Regions from separate parts of the Mus musculus genome. Here region 1 is linked to region 2. A link is a loop called in an ENCODE intact Hi-C map of the cell type or tissue named here. Cell type or tissue: left cerebral cortex. All regions are shown on one strand. Links, peaks and the distances in the headings refer to the core of each region. The heading gives the core; the rest is flanking DNA. Region 1 has its middle 19 kb from the start of Olfr1349. Region 2 holds the start of Olfr1346 (olfactory receptor 1346).

Region 1 (16,701 bases), core at 4,544-9,543, 61 kb before region 2:
AAAACCACATGATCATTTCATTAGAAATAGGAAAAAAAAGGTCTTTGACCATGGCAACTCTTATAAAGAAAATATTTAATTGGGACTGACTTACAGTTTCAGAGGTTTAATCCATTGTCATCATGGTGGAAAGGCTGACAGCATCAAGGCAGACATGGTACTGGAGAAGGAGCTGAGAGTTCTACATCTTGATCTACAGGCAGCAGAAGGAGACTGTGTGCCACACTAGGCCCAGCTTGAGTATCTGAGACTCAAAGCCTGCCCCCACAGCGCCACATCTCCAACAAGGCCACACCTTATATTAGTGCCACTCACTGTGATCCACTCATTCAAATGCATGAGTCTGTGGGGGCCATGCCTATTCAAACTACCACACCCCATAAACATGACAACTGAGTTCTGATGCCCAGAATGCAAATAAATGCTGGGTGGTCCTGGTGCCCTACCTGTAATTCTGTTTTCAGGAAACAGGAGAGTCCATAGAGCAAGGTAGCTAGGGAACTAGGCATATCAGTGATCTGGGCAAATGACTGGATTTGACTGAGATCTGGTGTGCTGGATGTTATTTTTGTCAACTTGGCATAGGCTAGGGTTGTCTTGAAAGGTGGAAGAGACAGTGTCTCCATCAGATTAGCCTGTAGGCAAGCCTTGGAGAATTTTCTTCTTTAATGATTGAATCAGCCCGTAATGAACAGTGTCACAGCTGAGCAAGTGGTCCTGGGTGCTGTGAAAAAGTAATGCTAAGCAAATTATGAAGAGCAACTCAGCAAGCAGCACTCCCATTCCAGCCTCCCCTTCAGTTCCTGCTTCCAGAATCCTGCTTTAAATTCCTGCCTTGATTTCCCTCAGTGAGGGACTGTGACTGAGAAGAATAAAATGAAATTAGCTCTTCCCTGCCCAGATTGCTTTTGCTCATGCTGTTTACCACGGTAATCAAAACCTAACTAGGATATCCTACCTCAGTTAATGAGTTGGAAGATGGATTGAGTATGATCCTATGACATCCATAGGTTCACACACATGGGTGCCTGTACCTCCACACATATGGGACCACACACACATGATACACACATGAACAAACATAGGGAGGGGGAGGGATGGAGAGAGGGAGAGAGAGAGAGAAATGGATAAGGAAAAATATGTAGAAAGAACATGTGTTAGCTCAATGCCTCCAAGTAGCCCAACCTTAAACATTCCTTCCATAACTGTATCCAAGAGCAGTGAAGACCTCTCACTTGAAACTGGACATACTTCATGAGAAAGATGGAGTCTCTTCCTGAATCAATATTACCATCTGATGGCAAACTGGAAGCTAATAAACACATCCACATAAAGGATAATTAGGTTACTTTTCTCTTGCTGTGATAAGATGCCATGACCAATACAGCTTAAAAGGGAAGCACTTAAATGAGTTTATGATTTCAGAGAGTTAGAGTCTGTGAGGGCATGGCAGGGAGGACAGCCTAGAGCTCTCAAAAATCACAAGCAAGGGGCAGAGAAAACACCTGGCAAGCCTAAAATCCCACCCTCAGTGACACACCTCCCTCAACAAGATCACGCCCAATTTCTCAAACAGTTCCACGAACAGGGGACAAAGTATTCAGACATATAAGCTTGGGGGCCATTCTCATTCAAACTACCACACAAGGTAGTGTATGGATACAAATAATATTGGTCATCGATCCCACTTATTGAGCATTTAGGTGCCTTGGTACCAACTAGTTGCCTTGATTCTCATAAGAACCGTATAGAGACAGGTTCTCCTAGAACTTTCAAAGCTCAGAGATAGAAATTGAAGTACCATGTTCTGCTTTAATTATGAACCATCTTTTACAGGCTCATGAGTAAATTCATAAGTTCAAAGATGGTGGCACTGTTTTTGGGAAATTCTAGAAACTCCTTTAGAAGGTGGTGCTTTCCTGAAAAAACATAGGTCACTGGAGACAGACTCTTCATAACATTCTGCCCTTGGCTCCTTCTTATTTCTTGCTTTCTCCAAATAGGGATACACTGACTTCTTTTCTTATTTACACCCCATTAATTTCCTTCTCTTCTCTTATTGGTGAGCCATCAAGTGCTATATTGACTAGGAATGGAGACTGGACATCCTTACCTTGTTCCTGATCTTGGTAGAAATGCTTTAAGGTTTTTCTATAATTGGTATGTGCCAGCTATATATCTGTGTGTAGCCTTTATCATGTTGAGGTGTGTTCTCTCCATCACTAGCCTCTCCATGGTTTTTATATGAAGATTTGTTGGGATTGTTTCAAAGGCTTTTTCTGCATCTAATGAGATAATCTGGTAATTTCAGTCCTAGAGTCTTCTTATATAATGGGTAGCATTTATTGATTTACTTATGTTGGATCTCTCCTGAGTCTCTAGAATGAAGCCAACTTCATTGTGATAATGATCTTTTATATATAAACTTGGATTCAATTGCCGATCCTCCATGTTCTTATGATCACTGAAGCCTTTTGACATGTTACACAGATAATGACTAGTTTCCCCCTCCCCAGAAACACTAATAAAGTTATTCCATCTCTCTTCTTCTCTAGATCCTATTTCAATAGGCATCATTTGTTTTTCTTCCAAATGTGTGTGATGGGCAAATTGTCATTTTGACACAACCTAGAATCACCTGGAAAGACTCAGTGAAGGACTGTCAATATTGGGTTTGCCTGTAGACATGACTGTGGGGGTTTCAAGTTAATTGATGTGAAAAAACCCCGGTCACCATGGGTAGCATCATTCCCTAGGCAGACAGCCCTGAACTGTTTAAGAGTGGAGGAATCAAACTGAGCATAAACAGGCATGGATATATTTATTCTGTCTTCTCATTTGTAGATGTGACTGGATATTTCAAGTTCCTGACATCATACCTTCCCAACAATGATGGACCATAACCTAGACTGGTGCCCTAAAATAAACCCTTTCTCCTCCCAGTTGATTTTTGTTAAAATATTTTGTCACTGCAACAGAAATAGAACCAGAACACGATCTTGTCTTTTCAAATAGGAATTCTACTACAAATTTCCAGAAAGACATAGTCTTCATTCCTCAAAACTTAATACAATTATGATTTCTGGGGAACAGTTTTCAGGTATCCAAACTTAACCAGAAACCTCCATGTTCCTATCTCTGAGCTCTTCATCATGTTACAAAGTTAGTGAATGACTTTCCCTCCTCATGAACAAAGCAGCTACAGTTCTCTCCTGCTCTGTATATAGATTCTGTATCAATAGCCTCTCTCTCTCTCTCTCTGTACAATAATTTTTAATCATTTGCTATTATTTTTTTTAATTTTGGGAGCTGTTGCACACATGGAAGTCAGAAATACAATTTGCCTTCCTGAAGATCCGACTCAGGTTGTCAAGTTGGTGGCAAGTACCTTTACCCACTGAGTCATCCTGCCAATATTACACATGTACTTTCTATGGGGAACATTTACCAGCTCCCTCTTAAGAATCTATTTTCCACTGTTGAAGTCATATTTTTCTCTTCCACCCTTGATTCCTTGGAGGAATCAAACTGAGCATAAACAGGCATGGATACATTTATTCTGTCTTCTCATTTGTAGATGTGACTGGATATTTCAAGTTCCTGATATCATACCTTCCCAACAATGATGGACCATAACCTAAACTGGTGCCCTAAAATAAACCCTTTCTCTTCCCAGTTGATTTTTGTTAAAATATTTTGTCACTGCAACAATTAGCTCAACAATGGAGTGTCACTGTTTAGATTCAGTCAATTAGGCTCAGAGATATTAATTAGCTCAGGGGATCATCTTCAGCCAATCAGCAGCAAGAATGTTGATTAAGGGGTCAGTATAGAGCCTCAGCCTTGGCTCTTCAGGATCAGAGTTGATTCAGGGATCGAACATCCTTTACGATCTGCCAACCTCAGGAAATTATCTTCCAATTTCTTTATTCATTCTGTCATTCATTTTGCATCATTAAAGAAATATTTCCTCTTCTCAATGATACCTTGGTCAAGGAAGGAATAAAGAAAGAAATTAAAGACTTTTTAGAGTTTAATGAAAATGAAGCCACAGCGTACCCAAACCTATGGGACACAATGAAAGCATTTCTAAGAGGGAAACTCATAGCGCTGAGTGCCTCCAAGAAGAAACGGGAGACAGCACATACTAGCAGCTTGACAACACATCTAAAAGCCCTAGAAAAAAAGGAAGCAAATTCACCCAAGAGGAGTAGACGGCAGGAAATAATCAAACTCAGGGGTGAAATCAACCAAGTGGAAACAAGAAGAACTATTCAAAGAATTAACCAAACGAGGAGTTGGTTCTTTGAGAAAATCAACAAGATAGATAAACCCTTAGCTAGACTCACTAAAGGGCACAGGGACAAAATCCTAATTAACAAAATCAGAAATGAAAAGGGAGACATAACAACAGATCCTGAAGAAATCCAAAACACCATCAGATCCTTCTACAAAAGGCTATACTCAACAAAACTGGAAAACCTGGACGAAATGGACAAATTTCTGGACAGATACCAGGTACCAAAGTTGAATCAGGATCAAGTTGACCATCTAAACAGTCCCATATCACCTAAAGAAATAGAAGCAGTTATTAATAGTCTCCCAACCAAAAAAAGCCCAGGACCAGATGGGTTTAGTGCAGAGTTCTATCAGACCTTCAAAGAAGATCTAATTCCAATTCTGCACAAACTATTTCACAAAATAGAAGTAGAAGGTACTCTACCCAACTCATTTTATGAAGCCACTATTACTCTGATACCTAAACCACAGAAAGATCCAACAAAGATAGAGAACTTCAGACCAATTTCTCTTATGAATATCGATGCAAAAATCCTCAATAAAATTCTCGCTAACCGAATCCAAGAACACATTAAAGCAATCATCCATCCTGACCAAGTAGGTTTTATTCCAGGGATGCAGGGATGGTTTAATATACGAAAATCCATCAATGTAATCCATTATATAAACAAACTCAAAGACAAAAACCACATGATCATCTCGTTAGATGCAGAAAAAGCATTTGACAAGATCCAACACCCATTCATGATAAAAGTTTTGGAAAGATCAGGAATTCAAGGCCCATACCTAAACATGATAAAAGCAATCTACAGCAAACCAGTAGCCAACATCAAAGTAAATGGAGAGAAGCTGGAAGCAATCCCACTAAAATCAGGGACTAGACAAGGCTGCCCACTTTCTCCCTACCTTTTCAACATAGTACTTGAAGTATTAGCCAGAACAATTCGACAACAAAAGGAGATCAAGGGGATACAAATTGGAAAAGAGGAAGTCAAAATATCACTTTTTGCAGATGATATGATAGTATATATAAGTGACCCTAAAAATTCTACCAGAGAACTCCTAAACCTGATAAACAGCTTCGGTGAAGTAGCTGGATATAAAATAAACTCAAACAAGTCAATGGCCTTTCTCTATACAAAGAATAAACAGGCTGAGAAAGAAATTAGGGAAACAACACCCTTCTCAATAGTCACAAATAATATAAAATATCTTGGCGTGACTCTAACTAAGGAGGTGAAAGATCTGTATGATAAAAACTTCAAATCTCTGAAGAAAGAAATTAAAGAAGATCTCAGAAGATGGAAAGATCTCCCATGCTCATGGATTGGCAGGATCAACATTGTAAAAATGGCTATCTTGCCAAAAGCAATCTACAGATTCAATGCAATCCCCATCAAAATTCCAACTCAATTCTTCAACGAATTGGAAGGAGCAATTTGCAAATTTGTCTGGAATAACAAAAAACCTAGGATAGCAAAAAGTCTTCTCAAGGATAAAAGAACTTCTGGTGGAATCACCATGCCAGACCTAAAGCTTTACTACAGAGCAATTGTGATAAAAACTGCATGGTACTGGTATAGAGACAGAAAAGTAGACCAATGGAATAGAATTGAAGATCCAGAAATGAACCCACACACCTATGGTCACTTGATCTTCGACAAGGGAGCTAAAACCATCCAGTGGAAGAAAGACAGCATTTTCAACAATTGGTGCTGGCACAACTGGTTGTTATCGTGTAGAAGAATGCGAATCGATCCATACTTATCTCCTTGTACTAAGGTCAAATCTAAGTGGATCAAGGAACTTCACATAAAACCAGAGACACTGAAACTTATAGAGGAGAAAGTGGGGAAAAGCCTTGAAGATATGGGCACAGGGGAAAAATTCCTGAACAGAACAGCAATGGCTTGTGCTGTAAGATCGAGAGTCGACAAATGGGACCTAATGAAACTCCAAAGTTTCTGCAAGGCAAAAGACACCGTCAATAAGACAAAAAGACCACCAACAGATTGGGAAAGGATCTTTACCTATCCTAAATCAGATAGGGGACTAATATCCAACATATATAAAGAACTCAAGAGGGTGGACTCCAGAAAATCAAATAACCCCCTTAAAAGATGGGGCTCAGAGCTGAACAAAGAATTCTCACCTGAGGAATACCGAATGGCAGAGAAGCACCTGAAAAAATGTTCAACATCCTTAATCATCAGGGAAATGCAAATCAAAACAACCCTGAGATTCCACCTCACACCAGTCAGAATGGCTAAGATGAAAAATTCAGGTGACAGCAGATGCTGGCGTGGATGTGGAGAAAGAGAAACACTCCTCCATTGTTGGTGGGATTGCAGGCTTGTACAACCACTCTGGAAATCAGTCTGGCGGTTCCTCAGAAAATTGGACATAGTACTACCGGAGGATCCAGCAATACCTCTCCTGGGCACATATCCAGAAGATGCCCCAACTGGTAAGAAGGACACATGCTCCACTATGTTCATAGCAGCCTTATTTATAATAGCCAGAAGCTGGAAAGAACCCAGATGCCCCTCAACAGAGGAATGGATACAGAAAATGTGGTACATCTACACAATGGAGTACTACTCAGCTATTAAAAAGAATGAATTTATGAAATTCCTAGGCAAATGGATGGACCTGGAGGGCATCATCCTGAGTGAGGTAACACATTCACAAAGGAACTCACACAATATGTACTCACTGATAAGTGGATATTAGCCCCAAACCTAGGATACCCAAGATATAAGATACAATTTGCTAAACACATGAAACTCAAGAAGAATGAAGACTGAAGTGTGGACACTATGCCCCTCCTTAGAAGTGGGAACAAAACACCCATGGAAGGAGTTACAGAGACAAAGTTTGGAGCTGAGATGAAAGGATGGACCACGTAGAGACTGCAATATCCAGGGATCCACCCCATAATCAGCATCCAAACGCTGATACCATTGCATATACTAGCAAGATTTTATCGAAAGGACCCAGATGTAGCTGTCTCTTGTGAGACTATGCCGGGGCCTAGCAAACACAGAAGTGGATGCTCACAGTCAGCTAATGGATGGATCACAGGGCTCCCAATGGAGGAGCTAGAGAAAGTACCCAAGGAGCTAAAGGGATCTGCAACCCTATAGGTGGAACAACATTATGAACTAACCAGTACCCCGGAGCTCTTGACTCTAGCTGCATATGTATCAAAAGATGGCCTAGTCGGCCATCACTGGAAAGAGAGGCCCATTGGACTTGCAAACTTTATATGTCCCAGTACAGGGGAACGCCAGGGCCAAAAAGGGGGAGTGGGTGGGTAGGGGCGTGGGGGTGGGTGGGTATGGGGCACTTTCGGTATAGCATTGGAAATGTAAATGAGCTAAATTCCTAATAAAAAATGGAAAAAAAAAAGAAATATTTCACCGGCCAGCCCACGGTCCATGAGCGTCCTCTGCCCCCATCGGCCGGGGTCAAGATGTCGGAGCTTAGCCACTTAGAGTCAGAGGGATGCCGAAACCTATTTGGCATGCTGGACAATGATGAGATCATGGCCCTTTGGGACACCATCACCACCACCTAGTGCAGCCTGTGGACCTCCAAGATGCTATTTGTGCAATATTAGTGTGTAGCCAACATGTAGAAGAACTTCTGAGGCTCAAAAAAGTCCACTGAGAAGTCATATTTAAGTATTTGGTAACACAAGGGGTGGTTGTACCTCCAACTACTGAAAATCACAATCTTATTCAGTATGTACAAGGTTACTCAGAAGAAGAGTCACCAAATCCAAAGGAGGCAGCAGAGCCAGTTACAGAGACAGAGGACATCCAGCTCTTTGAACAGCAGACAAAAGAAGAGAAAGAAGCGGAAAAGGTTGATTATCATCACTTAGGAGAATTCTGTCACTGGTTCTTTGAAGTTCTTAATTCTCAGAATCCTTTTCTGGGACCACCTCAAGATGAATGTGGCCTACAGCACTTCTGGCATGATGTCCAGCTTAGGTTTTATTATAACACATCAGAACAAAGCATGACAGACTACCACAGAGCAGAAATTGTCATTAGTGAAAGAGGAATTTCTTTCTCTCAACCCCAACCTTGATTCTCAAGGACTAAAATGTGTGTCTTCTCCTCATGGATTAGTTATGGTTGGAATTGCAGGGACTGTCCACCAAGGAGATTCTTGTTTGGGGACATTTGAACAAATTTTTGGACTTATCCATAGCTCTTTTGTGGAAAATAGTTGGAAAATCAAATTTATCCACCTGAGAATCGTTGGAGGAAGTTCCCTTGCTCCTGGATCATCACTGAAACCATCTGTAACTTTTGAACAGAGTGATCTGGAGGCCTTTTATAACGTAATCACTTTGTGTAATAGCCCTGAAGTGAGACCTAACATAAGGCAGATATTGGATAGTGGGGCTGCAGACCAGGTTTTACATAGTGGAGATGAGGCATTGTTGAACAAAAGGGAAATGAATTTGCCTAACCCTCTCAAGCATTGAGCACTGTACTTCAGCTTGAAGAAGCTGCAGAGACACATCACTGATCATCCTTAAGCCACTGCAGATGTAAGAGTTGACATATTTTAGCTGAAATACCCTTTTGGACTACAGACTAGTGTGAATTCTTGCCTATTTCTACCTGAGTTACAGCAAATGTTCTGAGAACTTATTGCGGTCCACCAAATAAATCCCACTTTAGATATTGTATATACCTGTGTGCCTTAGAAACTTTAGGTAATATTTTCATTTTATTTAGTGACCAGCCTACTGATCTCTGCTTCCAAGTGGCAGAGGTTAATATTATTCATGTTTATGGCTTATTGGATCTCTTACAAAGCATCTCACTAAAGTGTTGTCAAAAGAAAACAGCATTTTAAAGATGTTTGATATAAAAAGTCTTAATTTAAAAAAAAAGTCTTAATTATATAAGAAACAAATAGCGGACTTGTTCAAAGAGTCCAGTATTTTAGCCTGGGAAGAAAAACTTACCTGCCCTTTTGAAACTACTTTTTCAAGTTACCAGTTCTAGTCCAAGAAAGTATCTCAAAATCTGCTGCTTTTCTGAATTCTTTTGGGTAATAAATGCTGTTGTCAATACGGACCTTTTGATTGCTTAGGCTTCAGCCAAAAATGTTTACTATAATACTCTAAAGATGGAAGGTATGCTTTGAAATTTTAAAGGAATGCACGATTCCTAACAAATTACTGTTTTTTTCTCCTGATTGATCTTGACAGAGGCTGACTTTCCTCAAAATAAAAATAAATAATAAAAAAGAAATATTTAAGGTTGACAAAATTGTATATATTAATGAGATGCAATGTGGTGGTTTGATATTTATGGCATTGTGAAACAGTAGAACTATTCAACATACAGTTATTTATCATATTTGGAATGATGACATTTAAGATATGCTTCATTAATTCTTTTTACATTTATTTGTTGTGTGTGTGTGGTATGTTTGTTTATCATTGGGCTTACATGGAAGTCAGAGGACAGCCCACTATAGTCAGTTCATTTCTTCCACCAGGAATAAACTCAGGATTTCACACTTGGCAACAAGTGACTTTACTCACTGATCCACTGGCCCTGTCTTAGAAATTCTCCTGTCTACCTGAAATTTTCCATCCTTTGAACTAAATCTCAATATGGCAGTGTCCTGTAAACACTTTTCCATCCTATGCTTCTGTAGTTTCTGCTGTGTAGACTCGGCATATAAGTGAGATATCATAGTATTGTCTTTCCTTGTCTACTACATTCACTTTACATCGTGTCCTGATTCACACATGTGTTGGTTATTAACACCAACACAGGCAGCCAGATCTGTCCCACCCAATAAAACTCCTTTTACAAAAGGTAATAATGGCACACTGGGTCCAGCTTTGGGGAGACAGATCAACTTTAATCTGGTAAATCAAGGATTATATAGTTTTAGGGAAGTGGGGTAGGAATATCCAGGGTGGGCAAAGTTCATTGGCTGAAAGCTAAGATAACGAGATGCCTCATTAGCATGTAGAGACATTCCAAGAATCTCAGGTGCTAGGTGAGCCAGTTCTTATAGGGAGAAAGGAACCTGAGCCTGTGATCTAAGCAATATGACATTCCACAGGTAAAAAGGTGTGTGGAGGTTTCAAGTTCTCCAGACAAGGTCAGAGAAGGAGAAGCCCTGCTGGTAAAGGAGGTCTACAATTTTGCACCAAGCTTGGGGCTTTCCAGTAAAGTCAGACTTTGACCTTAATTAGCAGCGCAACATCTCATCACAGCAATAGAGTAGTAACCGAGACAGTACCGCAGCAGTGACACCATTGCTCCTACTGAAAGGAAATAACTGCCCCTCTACCTCTGGTCTCTCACTAACACTTTCCTTTTACTTTGGTTTAAGCAAGGAGATCCAGCCCCTTAACATCCAATATCAACTGAAGTGGAGAAAACTCAAAGCAATCCCATTAAAATCAGGAATGAGACAGAGCGATTCATTCTTTCCACTCCTCTTCAATGCAGTCCTTAAAGCACTGGACAGAGAAATAAGACAAGAGAAGGAAAAGAGATACAAGTAAGATTAGTCAAAATACCCTATTTGCAGATGACATGGAATACATAAGAGGTCCCAAAACTTCCACTGCAAAACTTCTAGAAATAATCAACAATTTCAGCAAAGTGTCAGGAGACAGAAGCAATTTCAAAATTTAGAATTTGAATCTGATTCATTTAGGTTTGATCCTTGATAAACCATTAAAAATAATAAAGCTTTTTTTTTACTTTATGCAAGTCATCCTGTCTACCTAAGATTTAAAAAAAAGAGAGAGAGAAGAGAGCCCCACAGAGCCCCAACACCACTCAATTATCTATAACAGAGACCATGTGTTTCATACAAAGGCGCGGTTTGCTTTGGATCTCTGTGCTTTTTATATCTTCACAGCTGTATTAGAATCTCTCAGAGAAGCCTGTCATGATGCCTGATTGTGCAAGGGCATCTCCTCAAGTCAGAATCTCAGTCATTGATGGGGCTCACATCCATCACTTTCTCTCTCCAAAAGCCATTTTGATTTTAGGTAAAGTGTGTTTCGTGTTTCTGACATGTACACAAATATTTACTTTGGTTACTATTTATTTATTTTGATTGATATGTATTCTTTTTTCATTTATTTATTTATTTGGGGGAGGGGGGTCCAAATGTGCCATGGTGCAAATGTGGAGATCAGAGGATAGTTTATAGATTAGCTACTTCTGTAGGTCCCCGAGATTATTATTAGGCTTGGTGTAAGCACTTTTACCTAGTGGGCCATCACTGCATCCCTTGACTCCACCTTTATGGTAGATATATGTGGTGGTCTGAATAGGTTTTCCCCAATAGACTCATGCCTATGGGGAGTGGCACTATCAGGAGGTGTGGTCTTGTTGGAGTAGGTGTGACCTTGTTAGAGGAAGTTTGTCACTGTCAAGGTGGTCTTCGAGGTTTCTCCCTATGCTCAGGTTTTATCCAGTGTGGACGATACTCTCCCCCTGGCTGCCTGCAGAAGACAGTCTCCTGCTGCTTTTGGGTCAAAATGTAGAACTGTCAGCTCCTTCTCCAGCACCATGTCTGCCTGCACACTGCCATGCTTCCTGCCATGATGATAATGGACTGAACCTCTGAAAACTGGAAGCCAGCTCCAATCACATGTTTGCTTTGATAAGAGTTGCCTTGGTTATGTCTCTTCACAGCACTAAAACCCCAACTAAGGTAGTATGAGGCCTTTTTCTATACACTAACAATTATTTTTCTAATAATGGGGTAAACCTGCCTTTTTGAAGCCCCAATCATCTATCAAACCAGATATTTTACATAAGCGTAACCCATATTGGGCAAGATTTACAATGTTTTAAATTTTTTATTATTTATTTTTATGTACATGGTGATTTGCCTGTATGTACAAGCATGTATGTTTGTATACCACGTGTGTGTCTGGTGCCCCTGGAGGTCAGAAGAGTGCATCAGATCCCCTGAGACTGGAGTTATAGGCAGTCATGATCTGTGGTGTGAATGCTGGGAATTAAATATGGGCCATTTGGAAGAGGGGCCACTGCTGTTACTCAGGAAGACATTTCTCCATCATCAAGATTTACAGTCTTTTTAAAAAAAAAAGTCAGTGAGCAAAATGGTCTCATTATTTTGAATTGTCATCCCCCCATTCTGGAAGCTCAGAGAGACTGTAGCATGAGAAAATGGAAGATCTGCCACTTAACTGCAGAAGGTTCAGGACTATTGTAGGGTCTGCTTAAATCCAATATGACTGCAACATGACTCAAACACCAGGTCAATGCAGATGACAAAAATTTATTGTGATCAAGCTGCTGCTGCTTGATCAGGGCTGCAAAACAGACTCAGGAGCTGAACTGTGACCATGAGGGGACACTGTACAGGATGTTTAAATGGGTATTTATTAAACCATAAAATGAGGGAGAGCAGGGTGGACCATAGCATTGTATTTGACATAAGGGTTTGAGCAAGGGAGTTTCCACCAATCAGGATAGGAGTAGGTTCCTAGGCCTGGGAATATGAACTTAGTTTGACCCTGGCCAGCAAGATGGAGAGGTTGTCCTTGAGATGTCTGGATTTAGACAACCGTTCCCTTTACAATAGAAGCTGTTCAGCTACTGGGAAGTCCCCAACTCCCCTAGGGTGTGGGACCTTAAATTTAGTTTCTCCCTATGATTCAATGGAGTCTGAAAACAAAATGGTAGTACTTAGAGTAAGTTTCTTTTGCTTGTTCCAAACAGAGATAAGTGTGACACTTTTTATGACATCTACTCACCCATACAGAAAGCCCACAACAAACAAATGTAACACTTCTACCAGAATATAACTTGATGAGCCCGTGAGTTTGGGTCAGGGGTTACTTTCGGGAATCTGGGAGACTCAAAACCAGCACATTGCTGAAAGGCAGAGATGATGACTCCCCCAAAACCCACATCACTGGAGCTCTCTGCACAGCCTACAGCAACCTTGACCGATGTGAGATTCTCTCCTCTGCAGCTCAGCCAGTCGGAGTCTCGTCTGCCAGTGGCAGATCGCTGTTTCATTAACCTTGAGTGGCCCTTTTGGATCTTGTAAGTTTTAGCCATCCCAGCCGTGTGAGTTTGTTTACTCCCTGAGTCTTCAAACCTCTCTGTTCCTTCATGGAGGAAATGCTTTGATTCAGAGGAAACTGTCAGCCGCCATCCCAGCATCTGCAGTGAGGACATTATGTATTCAGCTGTTATGTGGTTATAATATGAGACAGACATTCTTATCCCCATTCCAGGCATTGGAGGAGGAGCCAAGAACAAATCCCTCAAAAAGTTTCCTCCAGAAATAACCCTTCTGGGGACACTCAAGGGACAATGTCATGATAAATCCAAAAGATGATTTTGAGCATAATGGTTTTATTCCATATTTATGTGTGAGCAATACATACCTGTGTGTGGGTGCAATGTGTGTGTGCCCTGCTTTCTCCAGTGCTCCCACCAACAGGTTGCTGCTCACTCCATGCACTTTCACTTTTTCCCATCACTGTGATAAAACACCATGACCAAAGCAGCTCATGGAAGAATTTTGAATTATGGTTCTAAAAGGAGAGTCCATAATGTCGGGGTGGGGGGCACAACAGCAGGAGAGCAGAACCAGGATCTGAGAGATCAATGACAAACAGGAGGCAGACAGAGTGGGCTAGAAGTAGGGTAGAACTACAAACTCCCAACACCCCCTTTGAGTGACCCACTTCCTCCAGCAAGGCTCCACATCCCAAAGGTTTCATAACCTCCCCGAATACCATGAGGGAAGTATTTAAGCATACAGCCCTATAGGGAACATTTCTCATTCAAGCCATTAAACTCCTTGTTTGGGAATAATGTGGTGATCATAATAATTGTAGTGATGGCCACCACTCAGCTCTTAACTTCCTGACTGCCCATTTGATATCTCATTTAATTTTCACAAGAATCCAGTAAGGTAGCCAACGAGTCACTTTGCTCACTGCTTTGATAAAATGTCTGACAAAAGCGGTGTGAGGAAGGGTGGGATTAGTTTTGGCTTATGTATTCCATCATTGCGTGGAAGGCATCTAGCCGCATTGGTCCAGGGAGTAGGAAGAGATGAAACCTTCCTCTCCCAGTTAAACCTCTCTGAAAACATCCTCAGAGAAATACCAAGAGGTCTATCTAAGTCCAGGCAACTTGCCAATCAAAATAACACATCACAGGTCGGGTCCAGTTATGTCCCATTTTACAAAGTGTGCAAGCCCAGCTAAACTAGCCCTTTGGCACCCAATTTCTCTATTGTGTCGCTAAGTTTTATACTTTCCATTAATTTACTTGTTTATTCACTTTACATCCCAGCTGCAGCTCCCCTCTTGTCCCAGTCCTCTCCTCACCACTCGGCCTCTCTCCTTCACCTCTAAGAAGAGGGACACCCCCCCCCCCAGTATCAACCTACCCAGACACCTCAGTCACTACAGGAATAGGCACATCTTCTGCCACTGAGCCCAGACAAGGCCACCCAGTTAGGGGACAGGATCCACAGGCAGACAATGGAGTCCGCATGAGCCCCTGCTCCAGTTTTGGGGGGACTTGCATGAAGACCAAGCTGCACACATATGTTGGAGACCTATGTCCCGCATGTGTGTGCTCTTTGATTGGTGATTCGTTCTCTGGGAGCCCCCCAAGGATCCAGGTTAGTTGACTGCATTGCTCATCTTGTGGAGTCCCTATCCCCTCCAGATTCCCCAGTCTTTCCCCCAGATCTTCCACAAGACTTCCCCAGCTTGGTCTAATGTTTAGCTGTGGGTCTCTGCATCTGTTTCAGTCAGAAGCTGGGGGGAGCCTCTCAGAGGACAGTTTTTCCTGTCTCTGCTGTGCTGGCTGAGACTCACGGGGACCAGGCTCAAATTTTATTTTTCTTAAAACATGCTCAGAACTCTGGAGAGATGGCTCAAAGGATAAATACTAACCACATAAGGTTGAGTGACAGGGGCTTGGTGGCTCAGTGCCCATATCAAAGCAAAATGTGATAGCCAGCTTGCACGCCGAGCATTTGGGAATTGACAGCAAGGCATCCTCAGAGCAAGCTTTCTAGCTAGACTAGACAAGCTAGTGAACTCCAGGTTCAGTGAGATACTCTGCCTCTGTAAATGCCGTAGAGGGAAACTGAGGAAGACACATCAACCTCTTACCTTCGCGTGTATGCATAACATTTCATTTAGGGGAATTCCCATAAACAAAGGAGTAAGTCAGATGGTAAGAAACCTTGGAGCCATGGAAAGATGCTTTGACTTATTCTATCAGAGTGGAGTGCTGTGGCAGATGTTTAATTCAGAAATGGATATGGCCTGATTTAGATTTATTCTGACTTATTTTTGTTAATCTTATTATTAAAATTCCATAATCACATATATATCTGAGATCAGAATGCTGTGTCAGGCTTCTCCAACTGTTGGACATTGTAAGAGGATGTCATCCTCTATAAAACCTGCCCTTACATCACATAATTCAGTTGCTGAAAAAATCATAGAAATCCTCAGAGGTTTTCTTCTTTTTTTAAACTTTATTTCATGTGTATGGATGTTTTTGCCTGCATCGTGTGTGTACTATGTGCATGCAGTACCCAAACAGGCCAGAAGAGGGCGACAGATCCCCTGGAACTAGAGAGCCAGTTCTGAGCTGCTATGTGGGTTCGGGGAATTGAAATTGGGTCCCCTGAAAAAGCAATTGGAAAAACGCTTTTAACCACTGAGCCATCTCGCTATTCCTAACTTCATAGTTTTAAAATTGCTGTGTGCATGTGTGCATGCATGTAGTGTATATACATGCATGCTGGCATATCTGTGTCCATAAATACATGATAGGCCCCTTACCCAATGAGCAAGCTACCAGCATGGTAACTCTCATAGTGTTTTAAATAGATTTATAGTTCTGTGGGGGCCTTCATTTGTAGCTGCCCTCAACTGTATGTGGTCCATGGGCCACAGGTTGAACATACCTGGTAGCTATTCAGTAAAGGCATTTCTTGTCTCTGGGGAGACTTAGGGGTGCTATCTGATCTACCTAGCTCATAGCACACTGAAGACAGAAAACAAATACTTCCTTCTGGGGAAACGATTTGTGACTCCATTCAGCATACATTTACTGAGTACCTGTTGCATGTGAACTGTTTTCAAATGGCCATGCCAGCATATTTGAGGCACATTTCACAGAACCCTGGTTGCACAAAATATTGTTTAAAAAACAATTCTTCCTTAAAATGAGAATTGAGAAATGTATGCAAGATAATACATCTCTTTTATGGGATGGAGAGAGGGCTCAGTAGTTAAGAGCACTGTCTTCCAGAGGGCACAGGTTCAATTCCCAGCAGCCACAAAGCAGCTCACAGCCATTTATAACTCCAGCT
Region 2 (16,701 bases), core at 7,170-12,169:
TAATGCTTTGGTCATATCCACCCCCACTCTCTCACTGTAATATACCCAGTCCCTTCAATAGATCTTCCTTCCATCTTCATCTCTTAAAAAAAATAGCCCACTAAGTCCAAGCAGTGTTACTCACATGCACATGGGTGTGGAGTCATCTCCTGCAATGTGGGCAATATTGCAATGGTCAACTGATAGACCTATAAAATATTTGGCTTCTATAGGGTTTTTTTTAATAAAATCTTAGTATTCAATTTCATCATGGCATTTTTTAAAACAAAAAAATTGTTTCCCTGTGATTCTCCTCCCTACTTCTCCTAATGTATCCACCATTATATTTTATTACTGAATTTTATGTGTGAGAGGAAATATTCAATACTTATTTCACCTAACACGATGATCTCCAGTTAAAACATTTGGGAGGAACATTCTTTCATTCTCCTTTACAACTGAATAAACCTCCAGTGTGCATGTAAACCATATTTCACGTTTTCGCTCACTTGCTGTCAGGTACCTAAAATGTCAGGACACAGAACTTTAGTGAGAACCCAGTTTGTAAACCAGCTCTTCTCATTCACTCCCTCTCCCATGTCTTGAGTATGATTCTTCTCAGTCCCAGTGTCTGCTGTGATGATGCAGTGATAAAACATCTTGATAAAGGTTCATGAAGCTCTAAAGAGCTAAAATTTGAGAAGTGAAGACAAAGACAAGGAAGAGCGTAGTACATCGTGATTATTACTAGTGCCATGGTGTTAAATCAATTGATGCTTCTGCTGCTGCCATTTAGAATGGTACTGACGAGGAAATAACAATGAGAGACTCTTTGATAATATTCCCCCTTTCTGTCATCTTCTATCCCTCACAGCTTCTTTTTGTCCCATATCCATAATATTTCTCTTTTATTTTATTTTATTTTATATTATTTTATTTTATTTTATTCTTGAGCTGGACAGGGGCTTGAATTATCCAGAGACTTGATCCCATTTCCCATCTTGGTTGTACAATTTAGAGCAGGTCATTTTAATTGAGTTTTAATCTCTAATGAAAAATGTAGAGTGTGGAGCAGAGTCTGAAGGAAAGTCCATCCAGAGACTGCCCTACCTGGAGATCCATCCCATATACAGTCACCAAACCCAGACACTGTTGTGGATGCCAAGAAGTGTTTGCTGACAGGAGCCTGGTATGACTGTCCCCTGAGAGGCTCTGCCAGAGCCTGACAAATAAAGAGGCAGATGATTGCAGCCAACCATTGGACTGAGAGCAGAGTCCCTGAGGGAGGAGTTGGAGAAGGGACTGAAGGAGCTGAGGGGTTTTGCAGCCCCATGGAGGGAGTAACAGTGTCAACCGGCCAGACCCCCAGTGCTCCCCGGGACTGGACCACCAACCAAAGAGTACACGTGGCTCTGGCTGCATATGTGGCAGAGGATGGCCTTGTTAGACATTAGTGGGAGAAGAGGCCCTTGGGCCTGAGGGTGCTTGATGCCCCAATGTAGGAGAATGCCATGGCAGGAAGACAGGAGTGTGTGGGTGTCATAGAGGCAGGAGGAGGGAGAGGGGATATGGGGTTTGTGAAGGGGGACCTGAAAAAGAGAAAACATTTGAAATGTAAACAAAGAAAATATCCAATAAAAAAAGGAAAAAATCGTGCTCTTAACCTCTAAAAGAAAGAGAAAAAGAAAGGAAGAGAGAAGGGAGGGAGGGAGGGAGGGAGGGAGGAAGGAAGGAAGGAAGGAAGGAAGGAAGGAAGGAAGGAAGGAAGGAAGGAAGGTAGGAAGGAAGGATGTAGAGTATGTGTAAGTGTGTGTGTGTGTGTGTGTGTGTGTGTGTGTGTGTGTGTGTGTGTGTGTGTATCACATGTATACCTGTGTCATGACATCTGTGTGGAAGTCCAAAGACAACTTTCAGAAATCTGTTCTCACTTTCCCCCTTGGGAAAGGGCCAGGGATCAAACTTGGGTTGTCAGACTCGGGAGCAAGCTGCTTTAAGCACAGAGTGGTTCCTCTAGGCCCATGTTAGTGCTATGATCTATAGCGTCTTTCTTGTAAAATAAGGTCAAGGACAGAGTCTTTTACAGTTTTCTGGAAAGAATCGAAAAGGAGGAAAGGAGCAGGGAGAAAAAGATGAAGAGGAGGAAAAAAGGAATAAGGAACGAGACTATTGCTCTAGGGTTTATAGAGTACCTTCTTGTTTTGTTTTATTTTGTTTTGCTCTGGTTTATTTTTGTTTGTTTGGTTGGTTGGTTTTTAAGATAGGAGTTTTTTGGGTAGATTTGGCTGTCCTGGAATTTGTTCTGTTGACCAGACTGGCCTCGAACTCACAGCGGTCTGTCTAATTTTGCCTCTGGAATACTGGGATACAAGGTGTTCAACACAACCACCTGGCTTAGAATAATAGTCTTATGCATGTGTCACTTATTGAAAGAAAACAAAACATGGCCAAAAAGACTACATAAAACTGACAAAGTAGGATATAATTTTTTATCTTCGTGATATATGTATATATTTGTCATGTATGCATGAATATGTGTATAATGTATCTATAATATACATATGTAAGCATATACATATATAATATATAATAGATGCATACATTGTGGATATATTATATGTATATAATCTAATAGATATTAGACACAATCTCACTGGCTGACCTGGGATTCACTGCACCGACCAGGCAAGCCTCCAATTCAGGGATCTGCCTGGCCCTGCCTCCCAAGGGCTGGAATTAAACAACCACCACACCTGGCCCATTATTTAATTTTTATTTGGAAGAGGAGTTTCCCATCCATTGATTCACTTGCTTGGTTATGATATATATTCAGGGACACAATGCATGTTTCTCCCACTGCTTAGGTACTCTGTATGAAGTAATAGATTCAATAAGAGTGAGATATCATATTCACATAATGTCCTATAAATTTTCTGTAAGAACTCCAACAGATGTTAGACTGACAAATGTGTTGAAGATCTCCCAGTACTCTTAACATCTTTCCAATTTTTTTTTTATCACCATGTATCACCAGGGAAAGAATGTCAACAATTTTCTTTGTCTCTCTACAGATGGAGAGGTCCCTGGAGATGACCACTAGAGGTGTAAAGTACTGTGAACATCCCTCTAATTACTTTCACTACGATGCTTTTGAGGGACAGATGATAATAACAATTGGCTTGTCTCTCTACAGATGGAGAGGTCCCTGGCGTTGGCCAACATGACCAGGGTTCAGCAGTTCATCTTGCTGGGATTGTCCACTAGGCTGGACATAAGGGATGCCCTATTTGCTGTCTTCCTGACTCTCTACCTGCTGACCCTCCTGGAGAACACACTCATCATCTACCTCATCTGCAGTCACAAAGAGCTCCACAAGCCCATGTACTTCTTCTTGGGCAACCTCAGCTGCCTGGAGATGTGCTATGTGTCAGTCACCATGCCCACCTTACTCATGGGGCTATGGAATGGACTCTACCATATTCCCTTCATAGCTTGTATGACCCAACTCTTCTTCTTCATTGTCCTTGTGGGCACAGAGTGCATTCTTTTGGCATCCATGGCGTATGATCGCTATGTGGCCATCTGCCGCCCACTACACTACCCAGTACTCATGAGGCCCCAGGTCTGCCTGGGCTTGGCTATGATTTCATGGCTAGGTGGGCTATTGGTTTCTATGATCAAGACAACATGCATTGCCACCCTGTCCTACTGTGGCCCCAATGTCCTCAACCATTTTTTCTGTGATGTTTCCCCATTACTCAACCTGTCATGTACCCATGTGGCCCTCACAGAGCTGGTAGACTTCATCTCAGCCATTGTCATCCTTTGGGGTTGCTTCCTCACGACTATGGCCTCCTATGTGGCTATTGGCAGGGCAGTTCTGCGCATGCCTTCTACCACTGCCCGCTACAAGGCCTTCTCTACCTGTGCCTCCCACCTGGTCGTGGTGGGCATCTTCTACTCAGTCACTATCTTCATCTATGCCCGCCCCAAACGCATAGAAGCCATGGATCTCAACAAGGTGCTGTCTGTCATCTATACAGTGGTCACCCCCATGTGCAACCCAGTTATCTACTGTCTGCGGAACAAGGAGGTCCAAGTAGCTCTTCACAGAACCATGCACTGGTCCTGAAGTTGACCCAATGACTGAGTCCTGGGAAGGGATCTTAAATTACCAATATCTATTTTTATATTAAAATACAATTCTCACACCATAAATTTCATAATTTTAAACACAATGCAGTCAGTATTTTCTTCTTTGCTTCCTTGTAATTATGCAGGCATCACCAGGGTTCAATCCAAAACATTTTCTTTGCCCCCAAGGCAAACTCAGGCCTATTAGATATCATTCCTAATATCCACCAGTGACTACTTCAAGCCCCAAGAAACTTACAGCCTATACTCTGTTTCTGTAGATCCATAGATTCTAGAAATTTTATAATAATGAGTTTATGCCATATGTGGCTATTGTGACTGACATATTTTGAAAGCTGTGTACGTTGCTGCATAGATTTATTTCTCTTTGTACCTAAGTAGCATTATGTTGTGAGATGCCCCCTTTACCAGTTAATGAACACATGGGTTGATTCTGCTTTGGGGGAAATCTTTGGTCTAATGCAGCTGAAAATTTTTGGTCTAATGCAGCTTTTTAATTTTTTAAAGTTATCATTGCTATCATTTGTGCGTGAGTATTTTCCTGCATTTATCTGTATACATGTACACATGTGACACGTACATGTCATATGTGAGTGACAGAGGCCAGTGGTAGCAACTAATCCTCTAGAACTAAGGTTAGACAGTTGTGAGCCAACATGTGGGCACTGACATCCAAATATGGGGCCTGTGGAGGGGCAGTCGGTGCTCTAAACAGCTGATATGTATCTCCAACCTCTGTGGATACCATTTAAAAAATTTAAAAAAGACTTCTATTTATTCTTTAACAGCCACATTCATGTCTACAGTGTATCTTGATTATATCAACCCCACCCTCCCACTCATTGTTATGTCCCCAAAACTCCATCTTTCCACCTTCATTACTCTTCCTTCTTCCTCTGACCTCAACTAGTACTGCCTGAATGAGCATGAGCAAGCTAGCAGGGTCCACATCCCTAAAGAAAAATGACATACTCTCCTATAACAGGCATCAATTGACAATAGCTCTCTACCGCTATTGAAGAAGCCTAATGATCCACCCAAATCATGCTGTAATTATTGACTGGATTTATCTTGTCCTGAAACCATAGCTTCTGAGAATTCTTGAGTACAAAGGCCTATCACTTCCAGAATATATCATTTTCCAGCACCCCTCATCACTCCCCACCTGTAATATCCTTTCTACCTCTTACGGAGAAAAGGTTTTGTTTTGGGTTTTTTTTTTTTGCTACTGCTAATGTTATTGTTTTGTGTAGGGGGAGGAGCTGATACTAAAATCTGTGTCCCTAATTGGTTCTTGAGTGTGTCGATAAAGACAATGGAAGCCAGTTGCTGGGCGAAGGGGGAAAAGTGGGGTTTCCAGATCCCAGGAGGAAGAGAATGGACAAAAAGAAGGAGAAGGGCTTTTTGGCCAGGTTTTGGGATAGGAGGCATACACAACCATGCAAGATCTTGGGTGGCTGGTGGCTGGTGATGGTGGCCTCCACCACCCGAAGATGTCTGGAATAGGCTAGCTATTAGCTGATAAGATTAGGGCCAGAGATTCTTTACCCAGGCATTGTGTTATCTGGCTAATTTTAAAATAATAAAACTGTCTAGTGTTTTCCAACCATGGGGTTAAGTGGGCAGGAGGAGAAACAGAAGAGCCTGGGCAGTTGTTGGTGGCTTGGCAAAGCTAGCTGGGAGAAACAGGCAAACTGGCCTGCTGAGCATCTGATCTCAGAGCTAAATCTGTAGCAGTCGGAGCACAGGCCAAGCTCCCAGGAGGGGTGTGTGTGTGTGTGTGTGTGTGTGTGTGTGTGTGTGTGTGTGTGTGTGTTGCATGTATGCATGCCTGCAAAGATCAGAAGTGGGAGCTGAATGTGTAGAGCTGGAGTTACAGGCGGTTGTGTCGTCTGATGTGGGTGGCTGGGAAGTGAAACTGAAGCTAAAGCAGTATATGACTACTACTGAGCATCAGTACAGCCCCTACAGCAGTATTTTAAATGGAGTCTCTGCTTTGGAAGAACTCAGATGACAAAGACCAGCTTCGAGAACGCCTTAAAGAGACAGACGGACTACTGCTCTGGTGGCAAGTAGCAAAGCTTTACTGATTTCTTCAGCTTATAAAAATGGGATATGACTTTGCAATTTTTGCTCAAAAAATTACATTTTTACTTAGTTGCACCTGGCACACAATATTATCATTTTGGGAGTCATTTTCTCATAACAAGAACACTCTTCAGAAGAAGGAATTGTTTATCAGCAGACCCAAGGACATCCTCCTCTCCGGGTAAATATTAACTCTTGACTAGGAACAAGGAAAAACTCTGGCCCACAGAAAGTCATGTTAGGACATCCCTCCCTTTCAGGAGGGACGGCCCTTGAACTTTCCCCCAGTTAACTGCTCTGACCCTTTCAGGCCAGAACCAAAGGGAAGTCATTGTTCTCCTCACTCAGAGAAAAACTGACTTACTTAAAACAACAGATACTGTTCACTCAGTTACTATTTTTAAAAGTTTAAAGATATGCCCTGTGGATGCCTGCCAATATTAGCAGAGCCCATTTTGAGGGTGCACATAGTCAAATTCTAAAAGTGAATGAGAACATTTTCAAAACAAATCTTAGTAGCAATGAAAGACGTTAATCAAACTGTCTGGATACTTTCTGAGGAACATTTGATCATATGCATGAAAAACTACAAACCTTATGGGTTCTGCGATAACATCATTGTAACTTTTATCCAGAAAATAATATAGAATGTAGGTAGGCATCCACCCAGCTATGAGAAAAGTTCATAAAGGTTTATGTTTTTAATGAAAATTACTTGAAAGCATCTCTATTCAAAGTATCATGTTCAGAGGTAGAGAGAGGAAAAATACTCCAATGTCATCCTCAGCTATATAGTGGGTTCGAGGCCAGCCTGGGATACATGAGGGACTGTCTAGAAATACAGAGAAACAAACAGCAGGTTGTCTGTGTACAGAACACCCACACAATGGAATACTATGATGTCATTAGAAAGGTTATTTACGTCTCATGAAAAAAATGTCAGTGACAGAGCTGAGGAGATGGGCCTGTGAGCATGAGAACCTGAATCCTGTTATCTACAGGAAATGCAGGGGGACGGTAACGGCGTATTGCGCAGACGTGGGAACTTGAGAATGAGCAACTTTTAAGTCAGTTTTAGAGCCAGTGAGGCTAAGGAGTATATTTCATTTTCCCCCTCTTAAAATCATGTAATCATATCATAAACATAGTTAGAACATACCCATTTCTCTTGAGTGACTGTCAACACAAATTACTGTTTAAAATAAAATTTCCAAAATCTTCCAGTTTGATGAGCAAGTCATTAAGTCAAGGTCATTCTTTTATTTCTATTTCCTCTCTCTTTTTGATTCAGACAACATCTTACTATGTAGCCCTGGCTAACCTGGTACTTGCTTTGTAGACCAGGCTGGTCTTGAACTCACAAAATATTGCCTCCAGAGTACTGAGATTTAAGGCATGAGCCACCACATATAGCTTATTTCCTCTTTTAATTAATTCATTTATTAATTCAATTATGAAGCTAATGCCAACTTAATGCAAAATAGTAACCATATAAAATAGAAAATTCTGGTTTCTCATGGTCCTGTTCATTAACAAAACAGTTCTAGCAGCAGCTAATTATAATATATAATATATTGTCTCAGAACCCTTTCTAGACACATACCAGTGTAAATAGTTACTCCTATCACTATCATTGCCATTGTTGTCTTATAAGAATGACACAATCATGTAATTGTCTCTTTTATTTTCAACTCAACCACCTACCTGGGCTGACTCCCCCATGTCAGTAATGACAGATTCAGTTTAATCCTTTCACAATGTGCATATTATAAATGTAAATAATCTTTAAGTGGATCTTTGAGTTATTTCCAATAATTTCAAATATTTATTTGTATAGTATCATTTCCAAATGTCAGTTTTGCAGTAGCCATTCATAAATGTATATTTTGTTCACTATTTCTACTTACAAATATATGTAGCATATGTGTGTTTGAATGCAAAGAATAAATGATAACCTTCTTTCAAGTTTGTATTTAATAGACAAGATTTTGACCTTTCTGGCATTTACTGGGCAGATATATTTCTTTGTTGATATTCCTGTTCACAACTATTTTTATTTTGTTTTTATTCAGGAATGTCTCCTTCCTTCCACTTGTTCTTCTTTCCTTCCTTCCATTCTTCTTTCCTTCTTTTTTTTTTCTTCTGTGCTGGCTAGTTTTATATCACCTTGACACAAAGTATAGTCATCTGAGAGGAGAAAATGCTTCCATAAGATCTGGCTGCAGGCAAGCATGTGAAGCTTAATTAATGATGAATGTGGGAGGGCACAGCCCATTGTGGGTGGTATCACCCCCTAGGCTGGTGATCCTGAGTTGTATAAGCCATGATGAGGAAGCAGCCTTTGTATCCACTCCTGCTCTATTTGAGTTCCTGTCCTGACTTCCTTCAATAATGAACAATAATGTGGAAGTGAAAGCCAAATAAACCCTTTTTGCCCCCAAGTTGCTTTGGTCGTGGTGTTTCATCACAGCAAAGGTAACCCTAAGACACTTTTTTTCTGTCTGTCTGTATATTGGAGTATACACATGCCACCATGCATGTGTGAAATCAGAGGTCAACCTGTGGATATCAGTCCACCCTTTTATAATGTGAGTCCTGGGGACCTGGGTCATCAGGCTTGAGAGAAACTGTCTTTACCCACTGAGCCATCCTGTCAGCCCCTGCAATATTCCTATTTTTCATGTTGTCTCTAAGAAGTCCTTTTATAAAATGTTCTAGAAACATCTATCATGTTTCTTTGGAATTTCTTTATGTGTATTTGGCCATGAATTGGTTTCCAAACAAGGAGAGAAAGGACATCAGCTCTCTCAAGAATGTCAGCACAGAGCCGGGCATGGTGGCACACTCCTTTAATCCCAGCACTCGGGAGGCAGAGGCAGGCAGATTTCTGAGTTCGAGGCCAGCCTGGTCTACAAAGTGAGTTCGAGGACAGCCAAGGCTACACATAGAAACCCTGTCTCGAAAAACCAGAGAGAGAGAGAGAGAGAGAGAGAGAGAGAGAGAGAGAGAGAGAGAGAAAGAGAGAGAGAGAGAGAGAGAAGAGAGAGAATCTCAGCACAGACAAGGGGTTCTCCTCAACACTGCATGGACCTCCCTATTCCTCAAGCAGTAGATGATTGGGCTGCACATGGGCGTAGCCACCGTGTAGATGACTGACAGCACCTTGTTGAGGTCTGTGGATTTGACATGACTGGGCCTGGAATACATAAAGAGGACAACAGAGTAAAAAAGACCCATTACAAGGAGGTGGGAAGCACAGGTGGAGAGGGCTTTGTGGCTCGCAGCTGCTGAAGGCATTTTGATTAGTACCCTACCAATAGCCACATAAGAGGCCAGAGCAACCAGCAATGACCCACAGAAGATGATGATGGCTGAGATAAAGTCGATCAGCTCTGTGAGGGCCACATGGGTACAGGACAAATTGAGCAGAGGGGAGACATCACAGAAGAAATGGTTGAGGACATTGGGGCCACAGTAGGACAGACTTGCAATGCATGTGGTCTTGATCGCAGAAACCAACAGTCCACCCACCCAGGAGGACAAGGCCAATCCCCAACAGACCTGGGGCCTCATGATCACTGAGTAGTGCAGTGGACAGCAGATGGCCACATAGCGGTCATAGGCCATGGAGGCCAGGAGGGTGCACTTGGTGCCAATGAGAGACATGAATAAAAACAGTTGAGCCATGCAGAATGAAAAGGACACATGGTAAGGGCTGGACCTCAGGCCCACGAGTAGGGTGGGCATGGTGACTGACACATAGCACATTTCCAGGCAGCTGAGATTGCCCAAGAAGAAGTACATGGGTTTGTGGAGCAACTCATGGTGACTGCTGATGAGGTAGATAACTAACATATTCTCTAGGAAGATCAGCAGGTAGAGAGTCAGAAATATAACAAACAGGCCGTCCTTGATGTCTTTACTGGCAGACAAACCCAGTAGAATAAAATCCTGGTCATCAGACCTATTGGCCAGTTGTAGAGATCTCTCCATCTAAGTGAAGAAAGAAATGGGTTTATAAATACACTGGTCTGTTCAAAAGTATAAAGGTAGCTATGGTTAAATCTTCTTAGAGTTGAACCAACTTAGCAAGGGATTGACCTGTGGCAGGCAAAGCAATAAGGAGAAACTGGAAAATTACAAAACCAGAAACAGAAAACTGACACACACAGGAACTTACTGAGACTTAAATTCTAAGAAAGATATCCAGCATTTGTGAGCCCCAGTTACTGCATTGGTAAAAACAGAGCCAAGGAGCTTGAAGATGACTCAGTTGTTAAAAGCACTGGCTGCTCTTGCAGAAGACCTGGGTTTGATTCCTGACGCCCACATGGCAGTTCATAGCCATCTGTAACTCCAGTTCCAGGTGAGTTTTTTCTTCTGACCTCTGAGAGAAGCAGGCATGCACATGCAGGCAAAACCATCATACATATAATATAAAACAAATAAATCTAAAAGAAATTAAACCATAAAATCCATCCTCACAAAGCCCTTAGGTCTTGTGAATGTTTAGTTTTGGGTTTGGTTTGGTTTGGTTTGGTTTGGTTTGGTTTGGTTTGGTTTGGTTTGGTTTTTGCACAGCTGAGAATTGAACCAGGGCTTTGCTCATCTTACATAAGATCTGTAGTGCTTAACCACATCCCAAACCCTTCCTGATATTTAAATATAGCAATAGATGAGCCTGTGTTTTATAAAATAAGGAATATTTTCTTGCTTTTAATGACCTTAAATGATCATTTCTGGGTCAGGGTTCTTTCTTCAAAACCCTCCCAAGAAGTTGTATGCTCTATTTCAAATAAGACTTACAACTGTCTTTTCTGAGTATATATCTCTCTTAACTGTCATCATTTATAAAGGATAGATAGATAGATAGATAGATAGATAGATAGATAGATAGATAGATAGATAGATACCAGTATAGTATAATCTTTTCGTGACAATTTTCATGAGTGCAGACTATGTTGGACAGAGGAGAACCATTTAGATCTATTTATTTATTTTAGGTATATAAGTATTTGGCTTACACATATATACGTGCATCATGTGCCTGCCTGGTGCCTACAAAGGTCACTTCAATGCATTGGATCACCAAGACCTGGAACTTGGAATGGTTGTGAGTTGCCATGTGGGTGCTGAAAATCCAGTCTGGGTCTGCAAAAGCAGCAAGAGCTCATAAGCACTACGCCATCTCTCCAGCCCCTCATTTTATCAGAACAATATAGTAACTGAAACTCATAGAGCTTGGGTATAGGAAATCCTTCAAGAATAGTGGGTGTGTGTATTCAAATCTTTGTGTGTTCATATATGCATATGTGTGTATGCACATGCATAGGTGTGTATGTCTCTGTGTCAGTACATGCATGTGTGTGCCTGTGCATGTGTGTTTTGCATGCACATGAGTGTGCATGTGCATCTGTGAGTGTATATGCAGAGGCCATAGTACAATATAAGGGCCTTCCTCTATCACTTTCCACCATTTTGCCTTCAGACAGGGTTTCTCACTGAACTGTAAGCTCACAGATTTGGTTAGCCTAGCAAGCCTAAAGATCCACCTGTCTCTGCCTTTCCATGCTGGAATTACAGGCACCTAACACCTTAGACTTTTTATGCTCTGCATATACAAACGTGGGTTCTCATGCTTGCTTAGCAATCACTCATATACCAGTATGCTATCTCTTCCATACCCAGCAGTCTTGTAAAGGAAAGAAACTAGGCATATTGAGCATAACTTAGGGTATAAAGAATATTTGAAACATAAGCATCGGGTGTGTGTTAGTACTTTAAATGTTTCGGCATTGATCAAACCATGCACACACAGGACTGTTCATAAACAGTAAATACCATGGTCAAAGAAGTGATGACAGGTCCTGTTCTGTGCTACTGATGCCATGGGATTCAGTATCAAATGTACAGTGTTTGTGCCTATTAACTAGCAAATGTCTAGTGTATGACCTCTACCAGATTCCTGTAATAAAACAGTGAGGGGGGATGGGTGTTTGCAATCTTTTGATATTTTAATATTCTAGGTAATGAGAGATTTAAAAACTCAAATAGAGTCAAATGTAAAAATTAGACAGTAGGCACTAGGGGAATATCTGTCATTAAAGTGTCTGTCTCGCCGGCATGAGGGCCTGAGTTTAGATACCCAGTATGCAGCTTCAACTCCAGCACTGGCATTAGGGAGGAAATGGATGGATCCCTGTATTTTGCTGGCCAGGTAGCTTAGCCAAACTGGTATCCCACAGGTCAGTGGAAGGCCCTGTCCCCAAAACTACAGTAGAGACTTAGCAAGTCACCCAATATCAATTCCGCATGCATGCACAAATGCACATGCATATGCACACACACATGCACACACTTATGTACACACTTATGCCCCCCCACAGACACACAGACACACAGACACACACACACAGACACACACACACAGACACACACACACACACACACACACACACACACACACACACACACACATTGAGAGAATGCCAGAGGATGGCTGCTAAAGAAATATTGCAGGCCAACAATGCATATAGTTGTCCAGGCCTGGAGGAGGCTATTTTAAGACTAAGAGAACACTTCACTGGGCAGGAAAGTAATGTTTTAATTTATTCTTGAATGACAAGAAAGAAAGTAAACTCAGTGTTGAAATTGTGGGAAACCACTCCACGTCGGTCAGGAAAGTCTGTGCCTGGATAATCAGTTATCCACACCAAACAATAAAAACAAGAAAAAGCCCCCCACACACACACACATACACCAAAAGCTCAAACATTAATCAAATAAAAATATAAATGTGATGTGACTTCCTGCTCATGGCTGAGCACTCACTAGTCATTTATCCCCAGCATTTGAGGAGCTAAGAATTTCTGTATCTACCTCCACATATTGCAGAATAATAAGCTTCTCTGCCAGAGAAGTCCCTCATAGCATTAGCAAAACATAGGGAGAAAGACTGCCAGGCTGGGAAATGTGGAGGAATCCTCTGACCTGCTGCCTGCATCCGGATAGTGCAATCCAGAACAATGACACAGCTATGGCTACCTATGCAAGATAGAACTAAACATAAAGTGTGACCCCAAAATAGGAAGGGCCTAATTGTGAGAAATTAAGGAGCAGTCAGGAGTGGGAGGGGGACAAGAGAGGGCAGCTGGGGTGAACATATTCATAGCATTGTACACATGTATGAAATTGCCAAAATTTAATGTTTATGCAAAACAAAAATCTCTAAAATTTTAGAAAAATTTTAGCATGAATTTATAGCCTTTGATGTACATAAAACAACAATACTAAAGGAAGAACCCTTAAAACATCTGTCTTGTCAAAGATTTTATGGACTCACAGAGACTGAAGCAGCAAGCACAGGGCCTGCTCGGTTATGCACCAGATCCTCTGCAAATATATATCTTGAAGTTTAGTGTTTTTACCAGATTTCTGAGTGTGTGAATGAATGGATCTCAGATTCTTGTGACTTCTCTTAGGATCTTTTCCTTCTGTTGGATTATCCTGTCCAATGAATGGTTTTTGTTTTATTCTATTGTATTTTATTTTGTTATATTTTATCTCTTAAAAGCCTGATCTTTTCTGGGAGACAGAAAGGGAGTGGGTCCAGATGGAAGAGGAGGTGGAAGGAACTGGAGGAGTAAAGGAAAGGGAAACCATAATCAAAATATATTTTCTGAGAAAAGAGTGTATTTTCAATAAAAGGAAGAAACATTACAAATATAAAAAAACACCGGCCTTGTAAAATTTGAAAATGTCATGATCTAAAGAAATTCTGATCACCAAAAGATACAAGCTGGGAAAATGCCCCCACTGTGTGTTATTGACAAAGGGTTTCTCCATAAAATATATAAAGATATTGGTTGACTGGTGCAAAAAGCAGAGTCAGAGAGAGAGAGAGAGAGAGAGAGAGAGAGAGAGAGAGAGAGAGAGAGAGAGAGAGAGAGACTCCTAGAACAGTATTTCTCAACCTTCCTAATGCTGAGGCCCTTTAATGCAGTTCCTTATGTTGTTGTGACTCCCAACCACAAAGATGATTTTGTTGCTACTTAACTGTAACTTTGCCACTGTTATGAATAGTAATATAAATATCTGATATGCAGGATATCTGGTAAATGACCCCCAGAGTGGTCTCAACCCATGGGTCGAGAGCCACTATCTTAGAGTGGCTATTTTAACCTGTTTCAACCAAAATTAACTTAAAGCTAGGACCATGTCTCATCTTATTAGAAAACAAGGAAATGGAAATTGAAGTTGTAATGAGTTACCAGTTTTTACACCCATAGAGATGTCCTGTATATGAACACTTGGGCACATTGAGCTTTACCATATGGGTTTTTACAGGCTGGTGGGTGCCTAGATGGGTATTGACTCGTGAGAAATGAAGTAACCCTTATCTAACAAATTGTAGCATGTGGTTGCTTCATGAGAAGTCACACTAACCACAACATTTTGGTGCCCAGAATAAGGTATCTAAACTCTGCAAATGTTCAGTGGTAGAAGTGATACCAAGCCCCTTTTATATAATGGAATGCTAGTTTGTTAGTGAGGGAGTCTAGCTAGCATCCTTGGTGACCAATCTCAGAAACTAATCCTGAGGGGGAAAAAAGGATAACCATGGCACTGATATTAATCATTATATAAAGTAAAATTGAAAAAAAAATGTCTTAAAAGCATATTGTTCCAAGGCTGGAAAGATGGGTAAAAGAGCTTGGCGTGCAAAACCTGGTAATCCTACTTCCATTCCCAGAGTCCTTGGGCAAGGATAAAACTGACTTCTGAAGGTTGTCTTTTGATGTCCACAAGCATGCTGTGGCATGTGTGTGCCTGCAGCCCTCCCCCATTATACACACAAACACATGATGATGCTGATGATGATAAATTCTGAAAAATATTGTTAAGCCAGCAAGATGGTCCAGTGAGTGAGTAAAAAGGCTTGCCACCCAGCCTAATGACCCAAGTTTGATCTCTAACACCCACGTGGTGGAAAAAGAGAACAGACTCACAAACTGTCCTCTGTTCTCCACACACACACACACACACACACACACACACACACACACACACACTCAAATCATTTTTAATTTAAAAGTATTGTTTATAAATACAAAAGCAATACTTTTTCTTCTAAAAATAATAAACCCAAGTGAGACTCAAAGACGCTGCTAAAAGTGTTTTCAGGCCACCACACTTTGCACCAATCAGGATGGGTCCCCTTAGCCTAACCAGTGTCACCAGCAGAGATGTGTTGTACCTGAAACAAGAGTTCAATGGGCCCTGGAGCTGTGTCTGTTGCTGAAGCCGTGTTGGGTTCCTGAGACTGGTGCCTTGTAGCCCCTCACTGGACTCCTAGAGCTGACCGTGGTTCTGAAACTAGCGCCTGTTAATCTTCCACTACATACTTTTCCTCCTCCATTGATTTCCTCGTCAGGTCCACTTATCCCTTGGTCATTTCCCTCTCTTCCTTTCCCTTGTATACTCCCTGCAGCTGATATAACTTCTCCTGAAAGCTTCTTTATATGACCTTCCCTCTCTAATAACGTAAGATGCCGTATGACCCTGACTGGTTTTCTTAAGAACGATGACAGGATTGAAAATGGTACCGGACAATTGGAAAGCGTCAAAGATGTTTCAAAGCATGAGTGGAGAGTGAAAGTCGCCCGTCCTGGCTTCAGACTCACTATATAGTGAAATATAGTCTTGATTATCTGCCTCTGCTTCTCAAGCCCTGGGATGGCAGGCATGCACCATCATGCCTAGTTCATAAAGACACTACTATATCACAGCTTTCACCTTTTACCTGTGTCCCATGCATTGGGTGACTTAGAGATGGCAAGCTATAGCATGCTCCGTAAGTACTTTTACCATGGTAAGAATAAGAAAGTGTTTTCCGTCGTGAATACCTCACAATGGCATGCATACATAGACACCAAGGACATTTTAAAAAGTTTAACAAGATAGCACTCACCTTTACATCACACAGCTAGATTTGATGGTGTCTTCACTTATGAGAGACATAAGTGAAGATGTTCTGTTCCGTGTCCTTTTAATACTGCTATTAACCCTACAAATTAATTTTATGAATCTCAGCTTGAGATATACTGCCAACTTAAAAAAAACTGCTACAGAGATTTATTAAAATGAAGAGCAGAGATGACACTAAGCAGGTTCTTATCCATTACTGTCTGCATAGGTCCTGGAATTACAAAACTAATATATTTGTCTCCAGAATGAAGTTGTTGCCTATTTTTTTCTTTTTAAAAATATCTTATGGGTATATAATTATTTCACAGTATTGAGATAAACATAGGCAATTGCTTTTGAATATGAGGTTTAAACATATTCACCTCTTCCATTTTGTCCCTTTATTTTTCCACACACACACCCAGCCAGCTGATCTATTCTCCCATGTTCTTTCTGGTTTCACAGATAACCTTGAATTCTTACATTTGCTATGGAGATTTATTAAAATGAAGTCTG

Evidence for each region. Hi-C counts contacts between places; a loop is a spot of excess contacts. Peaks named below come from ENCODE experiments on the same cell type or tissue, not always from the same donor. Only the 100,000 strongest peaks of a DNase experiment are listed, where the experiment ranks them.
Region 1: a loop joins it to region 2, with 3 times the contacts of the local background. A loop is called at or near these places in 3 of 42 quality-filtered maps.

The regions. Positions count from the first base shown.
Region 1 is chr7:6,525,585-6,542,285 of GRCm38, reverse strand. It overlaps the pseudogene Gm7587. Among named protein-coding and RNA genes, the nearest start is that of Olfr1349, 19 kb to the right of the region's middle. In left cerebral cortex, for the core only: no CTCF peak of the experiment used is centred there; no DNase peak of the experiment used is centred there.
Region 2 is chr7:6,467,623-6,484,323 of GRCm38, reverse strand. Olfr1346 (olfactory receptor 1346) reads right to left here and starts at 10,212. Exons shown (of 1, transcript NM_146916.1): 1 at 9,271-10,212. The coding sequence starts at 10,212. The coding sequence ends at 9,271. It overlaps Olfr5 (olfactory receptor 5), which reads left to right. Exons shown (of 2, transcript NM_146914.2): 2 at 3,170-4,108. The coding sequence starts at 3,170. The coding sequence ends at 4,108. In left cerebral cortex, for the core only: no CTCF peak of the experiment used is centred there; no DNase peak of the experiment used is centred there.